Regions from separate parts of the Mus musculus genome. Here region 2 is linked to region 1. Evidence: chromatin loops called from intact Hi-C (ENCODE). Cell type or tissue: gastrocnemius. All regions are shown on one strand. Each heading gives the region's core, and the rest is flanking DNA. Links, peaks and the distances in the headings are about the cores only.

Region 1 (10,627 bases), core at 1,808-6,807:
TAAACATGCACTTCTGAAGACCACAGCACACTTGTGGAGATCAAAATGAACCATCAAAGACTCGATTCTCACTCTCCACCACGTGGGATGCTGGAGATAGGATCAAGCCCTCAGCCTGTGACAACGCCTTTACCAGCCGAGCCATCTGGCCAGCCCTCTCGCAACATTGATTTGTTTCTAATTAAGAGTCTTCTGAGGGGCTGAGCATGTCGCTCACAGTAATGCGGACGGACAGGCACAAGCTTGAGTGAACTCCAACCCCAGAACCTCAGAACACGCTGCCTGACGATCAAACAGACAGTGGTGGACCAGCTCCCAGAAACTTCCCTTCCATCCATTCACACAGAACCTTGGGCCATGTCCCAGAGCCCCAGGGCATCCAGGCAGAGAGTGTCCTAGCAAGTGTTCTTATGTGCATTCCGGCTATCCGCTCAACTCTGGCACAAGGACCGGGTCTTCATCGCCTTGCTGTACACCACCCACAAAACTTCATCAGGTGGGTGCAGGGTGAGATAGGCTGTAGCGGTGGCTTGCTTGCCCTGGGAGTGATGACCCCCCTACTCCCCATGTCTCCGCGACCCCTCGTGTGAGGAATGCTTTTTTTTTTTTTTAATTTATTTATCATATGTAAGTAGCTGTCTACAGACACTCCAGAAGAGGGCATCAGATCTCATTACGGATGGTTGTGAGTCACCATGTGGTTGCTGGGATTTGAACTCAGGACCTCTGGAAGAACAGTCAGTGCTCTTAACCGCTGAGCCATATCTCCAGCCCCGAGGAATGCTTTTTTTTTTAAAAAGACTTATTTATTTTTATTTATATGAGTATACCGTAGCTGTCTTCAGACACACACCAGAAGAGTGTATTGGACCCCATTACAGATGGTTGTGAGCCACCATGTGGTTGCTGGGAATTGAACTCAGGACCTCTGGAAGAGCAGTCAGTGCTCTAAACTGCTGAGCCATCTCTCCAGCCCGAGGAATGCTTTAAAAAAAAAAATCCTTCTTTAACCCCAGAAAACAAAACAAAGCAAACAAACAAAACCATATATATCCATTGTTGCACTGGGGCCAAGCCACAATTTTGGGGTGCTCTCTCTGGAACAGCTGACCTGGGATAACTCTGGGTGATTCTGAGTCCAGGTGGCAGGGAGTTGATTTGTTGGTCATCACCCTTTGAGGCCACAGACACCGTTTAGGACCCGTATGTCCTTGTCCTGAGTACACTCAGCGCAGGACGCTTCATCCTCCTGGCACAGGAAACATCCCAGCTTCAGGAAATTCTGAGCTGGCCCTGTGCGTTGTCCCAGCGGGAGTGGGTGGCAGAATGGCCTGTAATTTCAGCCCTTCCTTGTCCCTAAAATTATTGCCCATGTGAAATGGGTTTCCAAGCCCTGCCCAGGAAAGAGTTGGCGGTGCAGAGAATGCTTTGCTGTACAAAAGAGACACAAATAAAGTAAAGAAATGGAGCCTCCAACAGACATGAAGGCTCCGGAGCCTGCCTGAGCACCAGCTGTATATCCTGCCTCAAGGGGTCTCCATCTGGGCCTGGGCGGACCTTTTAATCCCAGTACTTGGGAAGCAGAGGTAGGCAGATTTCTGAGTTGGAGGCCAGCCTGGTCTACAGAGTGAGTTCCAGGACAGCTCTATCCCAGGATTCCCCACCCCACCCTACCCTGAGCCTGCACAAGGTTCTGGTGGACGTACAGGGTTTGGAGGCCTCAGATAAGCCAAGGATTTAACCTGTAGCCACTTGAGGCCAGAGGAGTTTCTTGCAGCAGCTCAGAATCTGTATAGGGCACAGTTTATCGCTTGGTGGCATTCTGGGCTCCCTCTGGACCAGCCTCGGGCAGGGCTCTGGCAGAGGACAGGCCAGCAGCTGGAGCCTGCAGGGATGTTCCTCAGAGCGGCCATTTCCATAACGGTGCCACGAAGATGGCCATTTCAGCCCACGGTTAAGCCCTACAGCGCCCTCTTTTAGTCACAGATGGCACCTCTTTTCCTTTGTGGGGCAGGCACAGATGTTCAAGACAGTCACTCTTGTCCCGAGGCATGGGACCCGCCTCCACATCCCTGCCATGCAATGGTGGGAAAGTGTTACCTCTGGCTAGTGAACAGCCTTGTCCAGCCGTGCCCACCACCTTTGACTAGCACGGATGGCCATGGGTCGCCTTAGCACGGTGAAGACTTCAGGGAGCAATATTTGTGGGGAGGAGTGAGTGTTCTGTGCAGGAAAAGGGTCCAATAGAGCCCACTCACCCAGGTCAGGTGATCCGAGGAGAGCATAAGGAGAGTACCTGGGTACCAGAGGTAGGCAGAAGCTCACTCTGGGTTGTGGGTCCCTGCAGCCAACGCGGAACCCCAGGCTCCAGGCTCCCCCTGCTGGCCACCATGCAGAACGACAGTCTGGATCTGAGCCTCTCTGAGTGCTTGGCAGAACACCCTCAACACCAGTATTTAATGAGCACCTACTGTGTTTATGGGAGGAGCAACCAGGCTGAACACAGCTCTCCCCTGCAGGGATTAGAACTAGAGAAGAAGGGGGGTGGGGCATGATGACTAAGGTAAGAAACTGCCTTTGTTAAGCACCTACTGTTTGTCCTGACAGTAGTCAGAACCATTGTCCTAGAGCCTGGTCAACCATACACATTTGTTGAGAACCCACTATGTGCTGAGCCTGGGCTTTCCTGGGAGTACACATAGGCTACTATATATTTCAATTCTCAGAACATGAGAGGGAAATTTTTAATATCTGTGTGTGTGTGTGTGTGTGTGTGTGTGTGTGCGCGCACTTGTGCCACATGTGTGAAGATGCCCTTGAAAGCAAGAAGGTAGTGGACCCCCTGGTCTCCTGAGCTCAATGAATCAAATTCAGATCCTCTGGAAGAACAAGAAGTTCTTTTAACCACTGAGTCACCTTCCCAGCCACAATGGGAGCAATGCTTTTTATTTATTTTTTTTTGTTGTTGTTGTTTTCGTTTTTTCAAGACAGGGTTTCTCTGTGTACTCTGTGTCTTACTCTGTAGACCAGGCTGGCCTTGAATTCAGAAATCCGCCTGCCTCTGCCTCCCAAGTGCTGGGATTAAAGGTGTGCGCTACCATGCCAGGTGGGAACAGCGCCTATTACAGTAAGGCTCAAAGAGATCGCCTGTTTATTAGGAGTGGAATAGGGTCCATGGTGTAAGAGAGGAATCGGTCTCTTCACGCCACTGCACTGAGCTGCACATTCATTTACCCAAGTACAGAACAAACTTTTGCAGGGCTCCTACTGTTCGGCAGTCACTGTTCTGTGTGCTGCCTGAGGGGACAGTGGTGACATCAGGAACAGCAGTGTCCTCAGGGAGCTGTTCACCAAGAGGAGATGGGTGAGGGCAGAAGCTAGGAACCGTGTGCACTTGGTGATCCTGCGGCACAGCACGGCAGAGACCACACCTGTGATGCCCCAGTCAGCTGACATAGGGAATCAGAGGCACCCGAGGGTGCTAAAGTGACATCTGTGACATGCGCACCAATCTCAGAAGAGAGGGAGCTGGAGAGACGGCTCACTCAGCACAGAAGCACAGGGCCCTGAGTTCAGTTCCTGGCACACGTGAGAAAAGCCACCCTTGGTGGTGTGCACCAGTAATCCCATGCTGGCCATCCAGGCTCACCTCGCCTGAGTTTCGGGGCCAGGTGAGAGGCTTTGCATCAAGGGCAAGATTGGGTTGGTGAAATGGCTTAGCAGATAGGGGACTCGCCATGCTAGCCTGACAAATTGAGCGTAACCCCAGAACCCATGTGAAAACGGCCAAACCTGCTCTAACATCACCACGAATCAATCGCGCTTCGGTGCCCTCCAGATTGCAGCAATGTCTTCTGCGGCCGCCAGGTGGCGCCAGCCCCAAATGCAAGACCGGCCTCAGCCCTGAGCAACTGTCGGTGTTTGAGGGTCTTGGGAGGCTCCACCATTCGTGGCAGGATGTTAGAGCAACCATGGTCTGCTAATTCAGGCCTGTGGCATGTCTCTTTTCTCACACAGAGCCCATCATAACCATATCCTAATATTGTTGAGAGATCACAGGCAGAGAGGATCCACCAACAGCAGGAGTCTCAGCCAGACAAAGCAAGCCTGCAGCAACCACCTTGCCGGCAAGGCGTGGCACTGAGAGTCAAAGCTGTGCCAGCTTCCATTTTGCCCATGTCCTACCCTACACTGGGCACACTTTGGGATCGCTGCACGGCCTATAGGAGGTTTTTCCCATTTCCTTAGCCCATCACCCTTCCTTAGCTCTGAGGCAGATGCTCTGGCCCCCTTGTGCCTGCCCCTCATATGTGCTGGTGCAGGATCTGCCTCAAGACCTTTGCCCTCTCTCTTCTCTCTCTCTCTCTCTCTCTCTCTCTCTCTCTCTCTCTCTCTCTCCCCTTTTTAAATCCTAGGATGTTTATTACAAAGGTAAACTCTGATCCTTGAGGTGGGCTTATTGGTAGGATTTCTGGTATCAGGCACAGGCACCAGGACCTCCACACTTTTTGGATTCGGGTCAGCTACAAGCAGGGTCGGATCGTATTGGATGAGGATATCTTTGATCTCCTTCTTAGAGGCTTCATCCACATATTTTTGGTAATAAGCCATCAGGGCTTTTGAGATGGACTGTCGGCTAGCATAAATTTGGGCCACACGACCACCACCCTTCACATGGACCCGGATATTGACGCCAGCAAATCGCTCCTTGCCCAGAAGCAAGACAGGCTCCAGTAACTTGTACCACAGCGTGCGCGGCTCCATCATCTCCAGGGGACGTCCATTCACCTTGATGAGCACAAGTCCTCGTTTGCAGGATATACAGCTAATGCTGAGATAGGGAAATGAGCCCCTCCCTGCCAGCTGCTTATGGTCACACTGTTTGAGAAACAGTAACAAAGCTGAGACCCGCAGTGGCCCCTTTCCTACTTCTGTATGAATTACTTGCTTATCTTCTGGGGGAACAGCGAGCCCCCAACTTGGGAACAGTTCAGAAAGGGTTTCTTTTAAAAAGATTTATTTATCTATTTGTTTTATTTATATGAGTACACTGTAGCTGTCTTCAGACACACACCAGTAAAGGGTATTGGCTCCCATTACAGATGGTTGTGAGCCACCATGTGGTTGCTGGGAATTGAACTCAGGACCTCTAGAAGAGCAGTCAGTGCTCTTACCTCCTGAGTCATCTCTCCAGCCCTAGTTTGGAAAGTTTTGAATGTCCTCCAAAGGAGTTTATTCTATAGACAGTGTTATTCTATAGACAGCTGTTTATTCTATAGACAGCTGTTTATTCTATAGAGAGTGTTATTCTATAGACAGTGTTATTCTATAGACAGTGTTATTCTATAGACAGTGTTATTCTATAGACAGCTGTTTATTCTATAGACAGTGTTATTCTATAGACAGTGTTATTCTATAGACAGTGTTTATTCTATAGACAGTGTTATTCTATAAAGAGCTGTTTATTCTATAGACAGCTGTTTATTCTATAGACAGTGTTATTCTATAGACAGTGTTATTCTGTAGACAGCTGTTTATTCTATAGACAGTGTTATTCTATAGACAGCTGTTTATTCTATAGACAGCTGTTTATTCTATAGACAGTGTTATTCTATAGACAGTGTTATTCTATAGACAGTGTTATTCTATAGACAGTGTTATTCTATAGACAGTGTTATTCTGTAGACAGCTGTTTATTCTATAGACAGTGTTATTCTGTAGACAGCTGTTTATTCTATAGACAGTGTTATTCTGTAGACAGCAGTTTATTCTATAGACAGTTGTTGGGAGCCGCGCCCACATTCGCCGTTACAAGATGGCGCTGACAGCTGTGTTCTAAGTGGTAAACAAATAATCTGCGCATGTGCCGAGGGTGGTTCTCCACTCCATGTGCTCTGCCTTCCCCGTGACGTCAACTCGGCCGATGGGCTACAGCCAATCAGGGAGTGACACGTCCTAGGCAAAGGATAATTCTCCTTAATAGGGACGGGGTTTCGTTTTCTCTCTCTCTTGCTTCTTACACTCTTGCTCCTGAAGATGTAAGCAATAAAGTTTTGCCGCAGAAGATTCTGGTTTGCTGTGTTCTTCCTGGCCGGGCGTGAGAACGCGTTAATAACAATTGGTGCCGAAACCCGGGACGAGAGTTTACCATCACCGGTGCAAGAAAGATCCCTCATTCCAGAACCAGAACTGCGGGTCGCGGTAATAAAGGTTCCCGTAAAGCAGACTGTTAAGAAGGATTCAACTGTATGAATTCAGAACTTTTCAGCTGGGGAACGAGAGTACCAGTGAGTACAGCTTTACGAGGTAAGTCTGGTCTTAAACTTTCTAAGGAAATTCAAGACAGTCTATCAAAAGTAAAGTGGAATATGTTTGGCCTTGAATTTTTTCTGGTGTTAGGAGCCCTTTTGTTCCTTTTCACATGTTATCAAGTGATTAAGATAGGGCTAAAAATTCTAGAGAAAATTCAGGACAAGCTATCAGAAGTAAAGTGGGGAGAGAGAGTAAGAACAAAGAGAAAATATGGTACACAAAATAAGTATACAGGCCTTTCCAAGGGTCTTGAACCCGAGGAAAAGTTAAGGTTAGGTAGGAATACCTGGAGAGAGATTAAAAAAAAAAGAGGAAAAAGGGAAAAGAAGAAAGATCAATTAGCGGAGGTCTCTAGGAAAAGGAGCCTGTGCTCATCGCTGGATGGGCTCGGGGAGCCAGCTCTTGGTAGCTCTGAATCAGATGATGAATTCTCCTCTGAAGAAACAGACTGGGAGGAAAAAGCAGCTCATTATGAGAAAAAAGGGTACCAGCCAGGTAAAGTACTAGCTAATCAGTTAAGGACAAAAGCGGCTGGCGAAGGCCAGTTTGCTGATTGGCCTCAGGGCAGTCGGCTTCAAGGTCCGCCCTATGCGGAGCCCCCGCCCTGCGTAGTGCGTCAGCCCTGCGCAGAGAGACAATGCACAGAGAGGCAGTGCGCAGACTCATTCATTCCCAGAGAGGAACAAAGGAAAATACAACAGGCATTTCCAGTCTTTAAAGGAGCCGAGGGTGGGCGTGTCCACGCTCCGGTAGAATACTTACAGATTAAAGAGCTTGCCGAGTCGGTCCGTAAATATGGAACCAATGCTAATTTTACCTTGGTGCAGTTAGACAGGCTTGCCGACATGGCACTAACTCCTGCCGACTGGCAAACGGTTGTAAAAGCCGCTCTCCCTAGTATGGGCAAATATATGAAATGGAGAGCTCTTTGACATGAAACTGCACAAGCGCAGGCCCGAACAAACGCAGCTGCTTTGACTCCAGAGCAGAGAGATTGGACTTTTGACTTGTTAACGGGTCAGGAAGCTTATTCTGCTGATCAAACAAACTACCATTGGGGAGCTTATGCCCAAGTTTCCTCCACGGCTATTAGGGCCTGGAAGGCGCTCTCCCGAGCAGGTGAAACCACTGGTCAATTAACAAAAGTTGTCCAGGGACCTCAGGAGTCCTTCTCAGATTTTGTGGCCAAAATGACAGAGGCAGCAGAGCGTATTTTTGGAGATTCAGAGCAAGCCGCGCCTCTGGTAGAACAGCTAATCTATGAGCAAGCCACAAAGGAGTGCCGAGCGGCCATAGCCCCAAGAAAGAACAAAGGCTTACAAGACTGGCTCAGGGTCTGTCGAGAGCTTGGGGGACCTCTCACCAATGCAGGCTTAGCGGCCGCCATCCTCCAATCTCAGAACCGCTCCATGAGCAGAAATGATCAGAGGACATGTTTTAATTGCAAAAAGCCTGGGCATTTTAAGAAAGATTACAGAGCTCCAGATAAACAGGGGGGGACTCTCACTCTTTGCTCTAAGTGTGGCAAGGGTTATCATAGAGCTGACCAGTGTCGCTCTGTGAGGGATATAAAGGGCAAAATCCTTCCCCCACCTGATAGTCAATCAACTGATGTGCCAAAAAACGGGTCATCGGGCCCTCGGTCCCAGGGCCCTCAAAGATATGAGAACCGGTTTGTCAGGACCCAGGAAGCAGTCAGAGAGGCGACCCAGGAAGACCCACAAGGGTGGACCTGCGTGCCGCCTCCGACTTCCTATTAATGCCTCAAATGAGTATTCAGCCGGTGCCAGTGGAGCCTATACCATCCTTGCCCCCGAGAACCATGGGCCTTATTCTCGGCCGGGGTTCACTCACCTTGCAGGGCTTAGTAGTCCACCCTGGAGTTATGGATTGTCAACATTCCCCTGAAATACAGGTCCTGTGCTCAAGCCCTAAGGGCGTTTTTTCTATTAGTAAAGGAGATAGGATAGCTCAGCTGCTGCTCCTCCCTGATAATACCAGGGAGAAATCTACAGAACCTGAGATAAAGAAGATGGGCTCCTCAGGAAATGATTCTGCCTATTTGGTTGTATCTTTAAATGATAGACCTAAGCTCCGCCTTAAGATTAATGAAAAGGAGTTTAAAGGCATCCTTGATACCGGAGCGGATAAAAGTATAATCTCTACACATTGGTGGCCCAAAGCATGGCCCACCACAGAGTCATCTCATTCATTACAGGGCCTAGGATATCAATCATGTCCCACTATAAGCTCCGTTGCCTTGACGTGGGAATCCTCTGAAGGACAGCAAGGGAAATTCATACCTTATGTGCTCCCACTCCCGGTTAACCTCTGGAAAAGGGATATTATGCAACATTTGGGCCTTATTTTGTCCAATGAAAACGCCCCATCGGGAGGGTATTCAACTAAAGCAAAAAATATCATGGCAAAAATGGGTTATAAAGAAGGAAAAGGGTTAAGACATCAAGAACAGGGAAGGATAGAGCCCATCTCACCTAATAAAAACCAAGACAGACAAGGTCTGGGTTTTTCCTTAGTGGCCATTGGGGCAACACGACCCATACCATAAAAAACAGGGGACCCAGTGTGGGTTCCTCAATGGCACCTATCCTCTGAAAAACTAGAAGCTGTGATTCAACTGGTAGAGAAACAATTAAAACTAGGCCATATTGAGCCATCTACCTCACCTTGGAATACTCCAATTTTTGTAATTAAGAAAAAGTCAGAAAAGTGGAGACTGCTCCATGACCTCAGAGCCATTAATGAGCAAATGAACTTATTTGGCCCAGTACAGAGGGGTCTCCCTGTACTTTCCGCCTTACCACGTGGCTGGAATTTAATTATTATAGATATTAAAGATTGTTTCTTTTCTATACCTTTGTGTCCAAGGGATAGGCCCAGATTTGCCTTTACCATCCCCTCTATTAATCACATGGAACCTGATAAGAGGTATCAATGAAAGGTCTTACCACAGGAAATGTCCAATAGTCCTACAATGTGCCAACTTTATGTGCAAGAAGCTCTTTTGCCAGTGAGGGAACAATTCCCCTCTTTAATTTTGCTCCTTTACATGGATGACATCCTCCTGTGCCATAAAGACCTTACCATACTACAAAAGGCATATCCTTTTCTACTTAAAACTTTAAGTCAGTGGGGTTTACAGATAGCCACAGAAAAGGTCCAAATTTCTGATACAGGACAATTCTTGGGCTCTGTGGTGTCCCCAGATAAGATTGTGCCCCAAAAGGTAGAGATAAGAAGAGATCACCTCCATACCTTAAATGATTTTCAAAAGCTGTTGGGAGATATTAATTGGCTCAGACCTTTTTTAAAGATTCCTTCCGCTGAGTTAAGGCCTTTGTTTGGTATTTTAGAAGGAGATCCTCATATCTCCTCCCCTAGGACTCTTACTCTAGCTGCTAACCAGGCCTTACAAAAAGTGGAAAATGCCTTACAAAATGCACAATTACAACGTATTGAGGATTCGCAGCCTTTCAGTTTGTGTGTCTTTAAGACAGCACAATTGCCAACTGCAGTTTTGTGACAAAATGGGCCATTGTTATGGATCCATCCAAACGTATCCCCAGCTAAAATAATAGATTGGTATCCTGATACAATTGCACAGCTTGCCCTTAAAGGTCTAAAAGCAGCAATCACCCACTTTGGGCGAAGTCCATATCTTTTAATTGTACCTTATACCGCTGCACAGGTTCAAACCTTGGCAGCCACATCTAATGATTGGGCAGTTTTAGTTACCTCCTTTTCAGGAAAAATAGATAACCATTATCCAAAGCATCCAATCTTACAGTTTGCCCAAAATCAATCTGTTATGTTTCCACAAATAACAGTAAGAAACCCACTTAAAAATGGGATTGTGGTATATACTGATAGATCAAAAACTGACATAGGTGCCTATGTGGCTAATAATAAAGTGGTATCCAAACAATATAATGAAAATTCATCTCAAGTGGTAGAATGTTTAGTGGTTTTAGAAGTTTTAAAAACCTTTTTAGAACCCCTTAATATTGTGTCAGATTCCTGTTATGTGGTTAATGCAGTAAATCTTTTAGAAGTGGCTGGAGTGATTAAGCCTTCCAGTAGAGTTGCCAATATTTTTCAGCAGATACAATTAGTTTTGTTATCTAAAAGATCTCCTGTTTATATTACTCATGTTAGAGCCCATTCAGGCCTACCTGGCCCCATGGCTCTGAGAAACGATTTGGCAGATAAGGCCACTAAAGTGGTGGCTGCTGCCCTATCATCCCCGGTAGAGGCTACAAAAAATTTTCATAACAATTTTCATGTGACGGCTGAA
Region 2 (10,627 bases), core at 1,813-6,812, 59 kb before region 1:
ATGCATGTATTCTCCTCTATTGCAGAGGTTCTCACCCTCCCTAACGCTGTGACCCTTCAGTACCCTATAGTACAGTTCCTCATGTTGTGACCCCCAATCATAAAAGTGTTTCATTGCTACTTAATTGCTGTAAATTTGCTACTGTTATGACTCATAATGTAAGTATCTGTGTTTTCTGATGTCTTAGGTGACCTCTGTGAAAGGGTCATGTGACTCGCGCTCACAGGGTAAGAACTGCTGCTCTATTGCTTCCCACCTTGTTTTTCGAGCCAGGGTCTCTCACTGAACCTACAACTTGCCTTTTTAGCCACATTGACCCACAGGGAACCTCAAAGGACCCACCCCACTCCCCAGCGCTAGGGTTATAGGCACCATACTCAACTCTCCCCTAGGGGCTGGGGTCCAGACAGTCCCTCATGACAGTCCCTCGTGCCCGGCATCCAACACTTTACTCACGAGCCCTTTTCCAGATCATGGTTTTTCATAACAACTAAAAAGCACCACAGGGCGGTCTGACCCAACCCTGTGTCCAGAGGACAGAGGGAGTGACCCAGACACAGAGGTCGCAGAAGCCCATGTTGCATGGGTCTGACTGAGGCCTGGCCATCTCTGGGCCACAGTCACTTCCTTATCCACGGAGCAAGGCCTTCACCCCTGTACACTCAAATCTTGTCCTGAATGCCCCTCTGAGCTCAGAGATAGCTTGGTAGAGATGACCTGTAAATGTCTGGTGTGTTACCTCGGGGCCATTAGAATCTTGGTCACACTGTGACTCTTACTGTAAATGTGTCCTGTTGGGTGAGTAAACTGAAGCACACAACTGTAATCCCAACACTCAGCAGGCAGAGATAAGAAAATCACCAGTTTGAGGCCAGCCTGGGCTATATAGTGAGTTCCCAGCTATCCTGGCCTACACAGCAAGATTATCTCTTAGCCCCCTTTGCCCCCCCCAAAAGTATTCAAATAAAGCATACAAACCCTCAGGACTCTCAAGGCCTTAGAGGGCCAACTTTCTTTTCATGTGTATGTTTTGGGCAACACGGATACATTTTTATATTTGAAATATACTTGAAAAGATGGAGAATTTCACATGTACACAGGAAACACTAAGAGAAAGAAAGCCAGGTGTGGCTGTACAACTGTGATCTTAGCAATAGTGGAGGCAGGAGGATTGAAAGTGCATATAAGGGTTAGAGAGATGGCTCAGTGGTTAAGAGCACTGACTGCTCTTCCAAAGATCCTGAGTTCAAATCCCAGCAACCACATGGTGGCTCACAACCATCTGTAATGGGATCTGACGCCCTCTTCTGGTGTGTCTAAAGACAGCTACAGTGTACTTAGATATAATAATAAATAAAATTAAAAAAAAAAGAAAGTGCACATAACACATATGAGTAAACCACAGACAGACAGACAGACAATGAAAGGGAGGAAGAGAACAGGAGGAGGAAGAGAAGGAGGAGGAGGAGGAGGAGGAGGAGGAGGAGGCAGAAGCAGTAACCTAAGCCTTCACACTTGGTGTGCTGTAAGAATTCAGCTTCTCTTTGCTTCATCTCATTTCTTAAAGGCAAAAATTCAAGCACATCGCTACCACATCTGGATTGAGGTGGAAGGCTCTGGCCAACGCCCCCCACCTTGATCATCATGGATTTCATCCCCTTCTCTTCCACAGGTTTGGGGGGCTCTTCTCATACAATGCTCTCACACAGTGCGTCAGCAATTTAATCAGCCCCTATTCTGGCACGGGTCAGTTTTAGCTCTGTGGTCACAGTGTGGCCATGAGTATCTATCACTGTATATGAGTGTGTCTGTGGGGTCATTTCCTGGAAGAGAGACCATGGGAGAAAACGATCTGATTTGATATTTTGGTAGGGTTTCCGCCACTTGGTCTCCCGGGCATACCGCACCCACCAGGTCTGGGAACTGCTTGAGTCTGCCTGAGAGCAACTGTCCAACACTGCCACCTGCTGCTCACACTAGGAAACAGCCTTTCATGGATCTACCCTCTGTATCCCATGGAAGGAGGGAGAGTTGAAGAAACATTTTCTGGAGAACCAACTGGTGCTGGGATGGGACATATGTTTAGCACACTGGGTTTCTCAAGCAGACAAAGTGTGCACATAGCCTATTCTACCACCTGCCTGCTGCTCCTGTGACAAGTGATTTCACCTGTGGGAGCCCCGGACCCCCCCCCCCAACTACATTAGAGAGTGAAAGCCCAGAGAGGGCCTGCAGAGGCTGGAGAAGCCAAAGGAGAGCTCAACATGCTAGGCGGAGAGGTGAGCGAGATGCCTGATGCCCATTCCTGCCCTCCGGGTTGATGCTTGTCTCTGACAGTGATGTGACAAGAGGAAGGAAGCTACAGCCTCTGCCCAGCAGGCTGGCAAACCAACAGGAAGACAGGTCACAGCCCTAGGGTTCAGTGTCCTCAAGAGCTCTGAATCCAAATGGACTGTGATGGTCTGGATGTGAAATGCGTCCCCAACAGGCTCACATACTGAAGGCTTGGTTCCCAGCTGGTGGCATTATGGGGAGACAGCTGGGTTGTGAGGAAATTAGCCTCATAGATGGGCTAATGGCCAGATGGGTGGGTGTACGGCTGGGGGGGGGCGGCGGGGGGGGGAGGTAGCAGATCGTGGGTATGTGCCTTTGAAGGGTGTGTAATATCACCAGACCCTTCTTCCAGCTTTCTCCACTTCCAGGCTGCCGTGAGGTAGGCAGCCTCCTCTGCTGAGTGCTCCTACTGAGTGCTCCCACCCCCACTGTGTTCAGGTACAGCACAGGCCCACAGCAATGGAGTCAAGTGGCTGTGGATCGAAACCTCTGAAACCAGGAGCCAAAACACATCCTTCCATCTTGAGTGTTTTCCTTGGATGGTTTATCACACAGTTTTCACTCCTTTTCTTTCTATTAGCTAATTAATTAGTTAATTTTTGGTTGTTTGAGATAGCGTCTCACTATGTAGTCTTGGCTGCCCTGGAGTTGGTTATGTAAACCAGACTGGCCTCAAATTCACAGAGATCTATCTGCCTCTGTGATGACACTAAAGGTGTGCACTACCACGCCTGGTTATTGTTGCTTCTTACAGGAAAGACCATTCAGTCTTCTGTGCACAGGACCCACCACCTATGGGCAAAATGTTCTTGTGCACTGTGTGAAGATTCAAACGCTCATTTCTGTCTCCCTTGTATCTGGTTGCAATCCTTATTCAGAGAATCTCCTGTCTCAATCTTATGTAAACACCAGCTTCCCAATTGTTCCCTGATATGTCAATAAAGAGAGCTTAATAGCCAATGACTGAGCAGGGGAGAGAATAGGGCGGGACTTCTTGCCAACCAGGGGAGGGGATGCAGCCCAGGAAAGAGATAGAAAGCCATCTTGGGGATTTGGGTAGGGAGGTAGCCAGATCAGCATAAAAGACTAAAACAGAGTGGTAACTGCTCAGTTGTTGTGCCTTTAAAGCGTGTTAACTAAATATAACGATCCAATCTCAATTATTTGGGAGCTAGCCGGGTAAGAGGAAAACTGTAACACAGTTATTAAAATGCCACTAACAAGCACCCATTTCTGCAGTGACCTCATGGTGCTTACCCGCTGACAAGGAGCCTCGAGCCAGTTTGGGGAGCAGCAGATCCAGCTGGCGGAAGGTATGGAAAACATCCGCTGAGTGGACACGATCTTGGGCCTGACTCTCATGGGTGCGTGGTGAGGCCTCCACTCCATATAGGGTCAGGTAGCCGGCGCTGTGGGGGACAGCAACGAGTCAGGTCCTGACTTTCTTTTGTTCCTACCCCGCCTCAGGTTCCCTTCTTCAGTTCCTACCCTGCCTCTTTTGTTCCTACCAAGCCTATTTCCTTCGGGGATGGACTCTGACCTGAAAATGTAAGATGAACTAAACCCTTTGTTTCCCAAGTTGTCTTTAGTCAGAGTGTTTTATCACAGCAACAGAATGGAGCAGAACACTACACCTTCCTAAGCTCCCCCAGTCACAGGTCTCCCAGGAGAGGGTTTTCCAAGCAGGGAGAGGGAGAAACAGGAAGGAGGGGGGAGAGACTGAGAGAAGCATGCACAGTCCCCACCCGGCACCACACCCACAATGTGCATGCCACAGTAGGCCCGCAATGAATGTTAGGTCACTGGTGGTGGGTAGCTAAGTCTGTGGAGCAGTAGTAAGTGGCTGAGTGGGTAGATACATGGATGGATGCAGAGGTGTGGATGGGTGGGTGGATAAATGGGTGGATGCAGAGATGTGAAGGGGGTGGGGGGTGGATGGATGGGTAGATGAATGGATGAGAGTGGGTGGATGTGGATGGGGTGTGTGGGTGGTAGGGTGACTGGAAAGATGGATATACAAATAGAACACACTCCTGAGGACTCTGGTGACAAGCCATCACAAGCCTGTCTACCAAGAGCCATGCAGGCCACCATCACAACCCACCTGCACCCCACTTCCCTCTCCAGCCCAGCCCAGTGTCTGTGCCCCTGGAAACGAACCCTCAAGGTAGGAGACTCACTCCTGCTCTCTCCTCTGGGCTAACAAGAAACCCGCTTCCCCTAGGAACAGTTAGGGCTCAGAGGCCAAGCTCAGCCTTCCTTCCCTGTACCTCATCCTCAGCCTGAAAGATTCCTTTCTTCCCCTCTTCTAACTCTGGGCAGACGTGGGGACGCACTTATAATAGTCAGCTCCCCTACCAGCGTACATGGATCCAGGTGGCCAGTAGGTGGCACTCTGTGCCATAAACTAAAACGGAGCTGACAGAAAACCCACAGCTCCCAGAAGGTGGAGTTAGTGGCCTAGAGACTATGTAGCAAGCTTTCCCGGGAGGAAACCCAACTACCTGGGCCCTGGAAAGGAGCCCTCTGCTCAGGGTGAAGTGAGTTGCCAGAGAGCCAAGGAGGCCAGAGTGGAGCTTAGGACGCCACTTTGAGGGAGGGCCACCACAGGACATATTGGGTCATATGGACTGTCACCTCCTATCTGCCTTTCTGAATGTTACATACTTTCCTAGTTCAGGTAACTGCAGTGTCCCAGCACAAAGGTAGAGGCAGGAACTCAGGCCAGGCCCAGGCCCCGCGGGACGCCTATGCTGGTGACAACCAGCCCTTTCCTAAGGCCCCCTACCTCCCTTCCGTAGACCCTATACATCCTCACCTGATAAAAGCCTTCAGTAGGTCCTGCCAACCGTGTATTCTTGCCCTCTTAGGGTCCAGGCTATCACTACGACTCACAGATAGTTGGTGCCCCTGCCTGGTTCTCACCTACAGATGTCCTCTACATAGAAACATAAACTAGATTGCATTGGGGCCCCTTCGTAAGTCCCTAAAGTCACCATCCAGCTGAGCCTACATTCCAAAGCCTTCCTCCGGGCTGAGAGGCCGACTTCTGCAGACATCTCTACCTGCTCTCTCCTCTGCCACTTCCCAGCTTTGCTCTCGCCACCCTGGCTTCTTCCCACACCAGGGCCTTGCCCGTGATGTTTCCTCACTAAAGTCTTGGCACAGCCGGCGCCCCATAGCCCTGTGGCTGAAAGCCCCCAGATGCCCCATTTCTGGGTCTCTGCCTTCTCAGGCATCAGGAACGCACCTGCTGTGGCCCCTGCTGTTTCCTGTGGGACCATTGAAGACGCTGCACAGCTGAAGAAGCTGCACTTTGCTGCACTGTTTTTACTACAGTTATGAGGTCCGACCTCAGGTCGAGCTCCCTGGTGAGTCTCCCAAGCAGCACTGCTAGCCAGAGTCTAAGCCACAGCACAGATGCTGTGATGCTCAGCTAGAGGACTGTGCTGGCTGGTTTTGTGTGTCAACATGACACAAGCTGGAGTTATCACAGAGAAAGGAGCCTCCTTTGAGGAAATGCCTTCATGAGATTCAGCTGTAAGGCATTTTCTCAATGAGGGGAGGGCCCGGCCCATTGTGGGTGGTACCATCCATGAGCTGGTAGTCTTGGGTTCTATAAGAAAGGAGGCTGAGCAAGCCAGGGGAAGCAAGTCAGTAAGTAACATCCCTCCGTGGCCTCTGCATCAGCTCCTGCTTCCTGACCTGCTTGAGTTCCAGTCCTGACTTCCTCTGGTGATGAACAGCAATGTGGAAGTGTAAGCTGAATAAACCTTTTCCTCCCCAACTTGCTTCTTGGTCATGATGCTTTGTGCAGGAATGGAAACCGTGACTAAGACAAGGACTCTCGCTTTGGAGGACACTCAGACACTCGACACCCTTTGACAGTTAACATCTGGTTTATAGCTCAAGTTGTGTGAAGTGAATTCGGGGTTCCACCTGAACCACCTCCCTCCTTTGAGCATCTCCCACAGTGTCCCCACCCACAGGGTAGCCCCCAGTTCCCTCAGCCATGACAAGATTGTGGGCTCACCTGAGCAGGGCGTTGTAGGAGAACTCAAGGAGACCTGTCTCCTGCCAGCCACTGCCTGCTTCTGTGGAGTCACCCAGCAGGACCGTGCGAAGGTTGGTATACATGGCTTCTGTGAGCGCCTGCAGGTCTCTGTGCATGAGCGTCCTGCGACCAGCCACAGAAGATAGGTATTTGCCACTTAATATACTCAAAAAAGATCGCATGCACGCCGAAGGAATAACAGTTACCACTGGGACAGTTTTATAGTGGAGAAACTCGCATACAAAGAGCAGTGTCAGGACAAGGCAACATAGGCAGGGAAGGGCACAGCTGAGGCTCCAATACTGGATGGCCTCACCCTACATCATGAGCTCCTGGCCAAGACAGTCTGTCCTTGCCTGGTGCGCAGACTTGGACAAGGAACCCACAGGCTTCTAGACAACTATGAAGTCAGCGCCTCCTCTGTGAAATCCAGCAGAGGGCTGGTAATACAATTCCAGATGGACAGGCATGGGACAAAGACTGGGCTGCTGACCCAGTCTCCCCATGTGGACCTGGGATGCATGGGGCCAGGGTGAGGGGGGTCCTGGACCGCCGTCATGCTGACCTAAGCCTGGTGAGCTGCTCAGAGCCAAGGGTCAGAGGTGGTCTGTCGACATGTAAGGCTCCATCGAAGCCACCAACAGCAGTGAGTTACTGGAGTGTCTAAGTGCCCGTGGAACCTAGTGTGGCAACACAAATCGGCAGGTGTGAGCCAGGCAGCGAGTCTAGTTGCAATGGTTTCTTAATCGTCTCTCCTAGACAGTGGCCTCAGGGCTGGGCAGGAGAGTTATACAGCAACTTGACCCAGGCTAAGTCATCGGAGAGGAGGGAACTGTGACTAAGAAAATGTCTCCATAAGATCCAGCTGTAAGCAAGCCTGTAGGGCAATTTTCTTAATTAGCGATTGATCGGGGAGGACACAGCGCATTGTGGGTGGTGCTACCCTGGGCTGATGGCCCTGGGTTCTATGAAAAAGCAGGCTGAGCAAGCCATAGGAAGCAAGCCAGAAAGCAGTATCCCTCCACGGCCTCTGCATCAGCTCCTGCCTCCAGGGTTCTGCCCTGTTTGAGGTCATGTCCTGACTTCCTTCAGTGACGAAGAGCAATGTGGAAGTATACGGCCAAACAAACACTTCCCTTCGAAACTTGCTTTCGGTCATGGTATTTTATTGCAGCAATAGTAACCATGACTATGACAGGGGCCAAGGACAGCAGGATGTGGGGTTGAAGCCCCTACCCAGGCCCGCCCACAGGCCCATCTCAGCACTCACGGCTTCATCCTGGCCTTCTCCTCACTGGGGTTGAAATTTGGAAGCTGCAGATCAAAAATCCTCTCCATGAGGAAGATGGCATAGGGATGGAAGTCCAGCCGTGTACGCAGCTCCCACACCACTGTGTCGTAAGAGTGTGGGTCCAGGAGAACAGTGACGTATCTGCCCCCCACCAGCACCTGTTGGAGGAGTGGGTGAATGGCAGCCCTCTGCATTCAGGATTCTGTCAGGAAGCATGGGCACAACAGGCACTGGCCAGCAGCAGACTGGCTCACCCCTCCCATCCTTTGAGCTAGGATCTGCCACTCACCCATCTACCACTGCAAAATTTAGGCTGGGACATGGACAACATGCCCCAAAACTCCTTGCTGAAACATATCAGAGCTAAGACTGGTCAAAACCTTCTAAAAGCAAAGGTTGTAGCCAGGCCTATAATCACAGAAAGCCTGAGGCAGAAGGATGCCGGGTTCGAGGGCTGACTGAATTACAGAGAGTTCAAGGCCAAGCCAGGTAAAAATAGTAATATCCTGTCTCCAGATAAGAAGGGAGAAGGGGGCTGGGGTACGAAAGTGAAAAATGATGTGGTCCTTGCCTAGCATGCATGATGTCCTGAGTTCGATCCCCTGTACCACAAGGAAAAGGATGAGCAGATGGACAGACATTGCTGGGTAAATGCCAGTAGACTGTAGGTGAGAGTGCGGCTGGAGTAGATGAAGGATGGGTGAGGAGGTGGACGGGTAAATGCCAGCACTGACCGTAAATGAGTTGGGTGCATGGATAAAGATGGAGGAAGAAGACATAAACTGAAGGAAAGATGGCTGGGTAGCTAGGTGGAAAATAGGTAGGCAAGAGGAAGGAAGGAAGGGAAGGGAGGTGTTAGGTGGAGAGTGTCAGGTGGGGAACAGAAGGACACATTGACAGATCTGTTAGATACGTGGCTGCAGGTTAAAATGTTGGGGACATGGGTGACAAGATGCTAAGTAGACCAAACAACAGCCTGAAGCGTGAACACTGGAGGCCCAGGAGCTGGAAGCACTCAAGAACAAGGTGTGATTGAACAGTCCTGAAGACATAGATGGGTGATGGATGAGAGAGTAGGTGAGTAGGGAGATGTATGGGTGGGTGCGTGGGTAGGTGTGTCTATGGGTTGATGGGTGGGTGCATGTGTGGGTGGGTAGGTGAATGTATGGATGGATAGGTGGGTGAATGGGTAGATGGGTGGGTGGATGGGTAGGTAGGTGGGTGGATAAGTAGATGGATGGGTGATGGGTTAGTAGTGAGTGGATGACTGGGTGGGTAAGTGGGTGGATGGGTGGGTGGATGGGTGGGAGGGTAGATGATTGGTTGGTTGGGAGGTGGGTGAGTGAGTGGGGAGATGAGTGGATGACTAGGTGGGTAGGTGGATAAATACAGAAGTAGATGTGCAGAGAGCAGACCAGTCAGGTGCTGAGTGGAGAGAAGGTGAGCGTTGGCTGGGCTGTGGTAGATGGAGATAGATGTGGAAGATGAATGGAGGGATGTCAGAGGAATTGGAATCTAGAGATGGAAGCTGGATGGCGCTGGGCGAATGAGTGGAGAATGCTGGGTGAGCTTTGATAGGTAGATAGAGGCTGGAGTGCAGTTCAGAAGAACACTGGCTACTCTTCCAAAGGAACTGAGTTCAGCTTCCAGCACTCTATGGTGTCTCACAACCAGCTGTAAGGCCAGCTCTAGGGGGTCTGTCACTTTCATCAGCCTCTGGGCTCCTGCATAGATGTCATAAATACACACGTGCACACAGATACACACATGTATACATGAATAAAATTTAATCTTAAAAAAGATAGATAAAAAAAGCTTTTTTAAAGAGACTAGATAGATGATAGAAAGACAGACATATTGGGTGAATATACAGAAAGACAGATGGATAAATGGGTGAGTGAAAGCGTATTTAATCTTAATTGACAAGCCGATTACATCTTAAATACTGATGTCCGTCCCTGGGTGTGCTTGCCAGGGCACACCCTTAGAGCACAGAGCTCTGCTGATCACTGGTCCATGGTATGCGCAGTTGGACAGACAGAGGGACAGTCAGCCTCCCCTGGATAGGTATAAGTGGATGGGTCAGTATGTGGGTAGATGTTGGAGGAGTGGCTGGCCCCAATGATGAGCAGCCACTTACCCCTGTCCCTCCTAGAGATACTCACAGTAAATATGTCACCGTGCTTTTCCTTCATCCTGGTAAGGAAGCTGGCAGCATCTCTCCCAAACTCCAAGGCATGGCCCAGCCAGGGGATGCTGCCCAGGTCCAACGGAGGCTCACCAGGTCTCCTGCAGAAGCCACAGCACTTAGCATCATGTGATGAAGCAAGGGAGGGAACGGAGAGCAGAAGCCATGGGGAAGTCAGAGTAGGCTGAAAGCTGGAGGTGGAAGGGGACGGATGGCTTCTGAAGGAAGAGCTTCCCAGCAAGAGGGAAGAGCAAGAGCAAAGGCCCTGGGGTTGGTGTTATGGGCTCAAAGGACAGTATAGAAGTGAGTGGGCATGGGCCAACAGAATAAGGACAAGTGTGTGTAGCCAGAGCCAGGTTGTGGGTGAGATCCTATGGTTGTGTAGGCAGGAGGACAGTGGCTTTATCTCTGAGTGAGGTGGGGGTCCTGGGAAGTCTGTGAGGAAAATGACTGGTGTGGGGGAAGGTATACAGATATGTTAGCCTCTGTATGGATCCAGGGTGAGGGTGGAGGCAGAGGCTGGGGGCCAGGCAGGGTCTACTGCATAAATGACTCCCTGTGGGAGGGAGCTTCCAGCACCCAGCAGAAGAGCCCAGAGTTCTCTGAGCCAGTCTGAGCTTGGGTCATCTCATACTCCTCCTCCTGCCCACAGGAAGAGAGCAGTGTCAGGGATGGGGTGGCAGGACATAGGCTTTGTCACAGTCTCTCTGCTCCATGGAGCCAAACCTGGGAGCCCTCTGAGGCCAGAGCCAGACCATGC

What was found. Hi-C counts contacts between places; a loop is a spot of excess contacts. Peaks named below come from ENCODE experiments on the same cell type or tissue, not always from the same donor. Only the 100,000 strongest peaks of a DNase experiment are listed, where the experiment ranks them.
Region 2: it touches region 1 in a loop (13-fold over the local background); 31 of 42 quality-filtered maps call a loop at or near these places.

What each region holds. Positions count from the first base shown.
Region 1 is chr2:167,276,963-167,287,589 of GRCm38, forward strand. No RefSeq gene overlaps it. Among named protein-coding and RNA genes, the nearest start is that of Ptgis, 42 kb to the left of the region's middle. In gastrocnemius, for the core only: CTCF peaks have their summits at 2,389 (motif pointing left) and 3,861 (motif pointing right); DNase peaks (open chromatin) are centred at 2,358 and 3,867.
Region 2 is chr2:167,217,618-167,228,244 of GRCm38, forward strand. Ptgis (prostaglandin I2 (prostacyclin) synthase) reads right to left here. Exons shown (of 10, transcript NM_008968.4): 2 at 9,845-9,968; 3 at 7,659-7,837; 4 at 6,368-6,511; 5 at 3,592-3,743. It overlaps Gm52569 (a long non-coding RNA gene), which reads left to right and starts at 3,739. Exons shown (of 3, transcript XR_003954099.1): 1 at 3,739-3,882; 2 at 4,462-4,501; 3 at 5,570-5,828. In gastrocnemius, for the core only: CTCF peaks have their summits at 1,970 (motif pointing left) and 4,716 (motif pointing right); DNase peaks (open chromatin) are centred at 1,957, 3,709, 4,745, 5,026 and 1 more place; H3K27ac peaks cover 400 bases.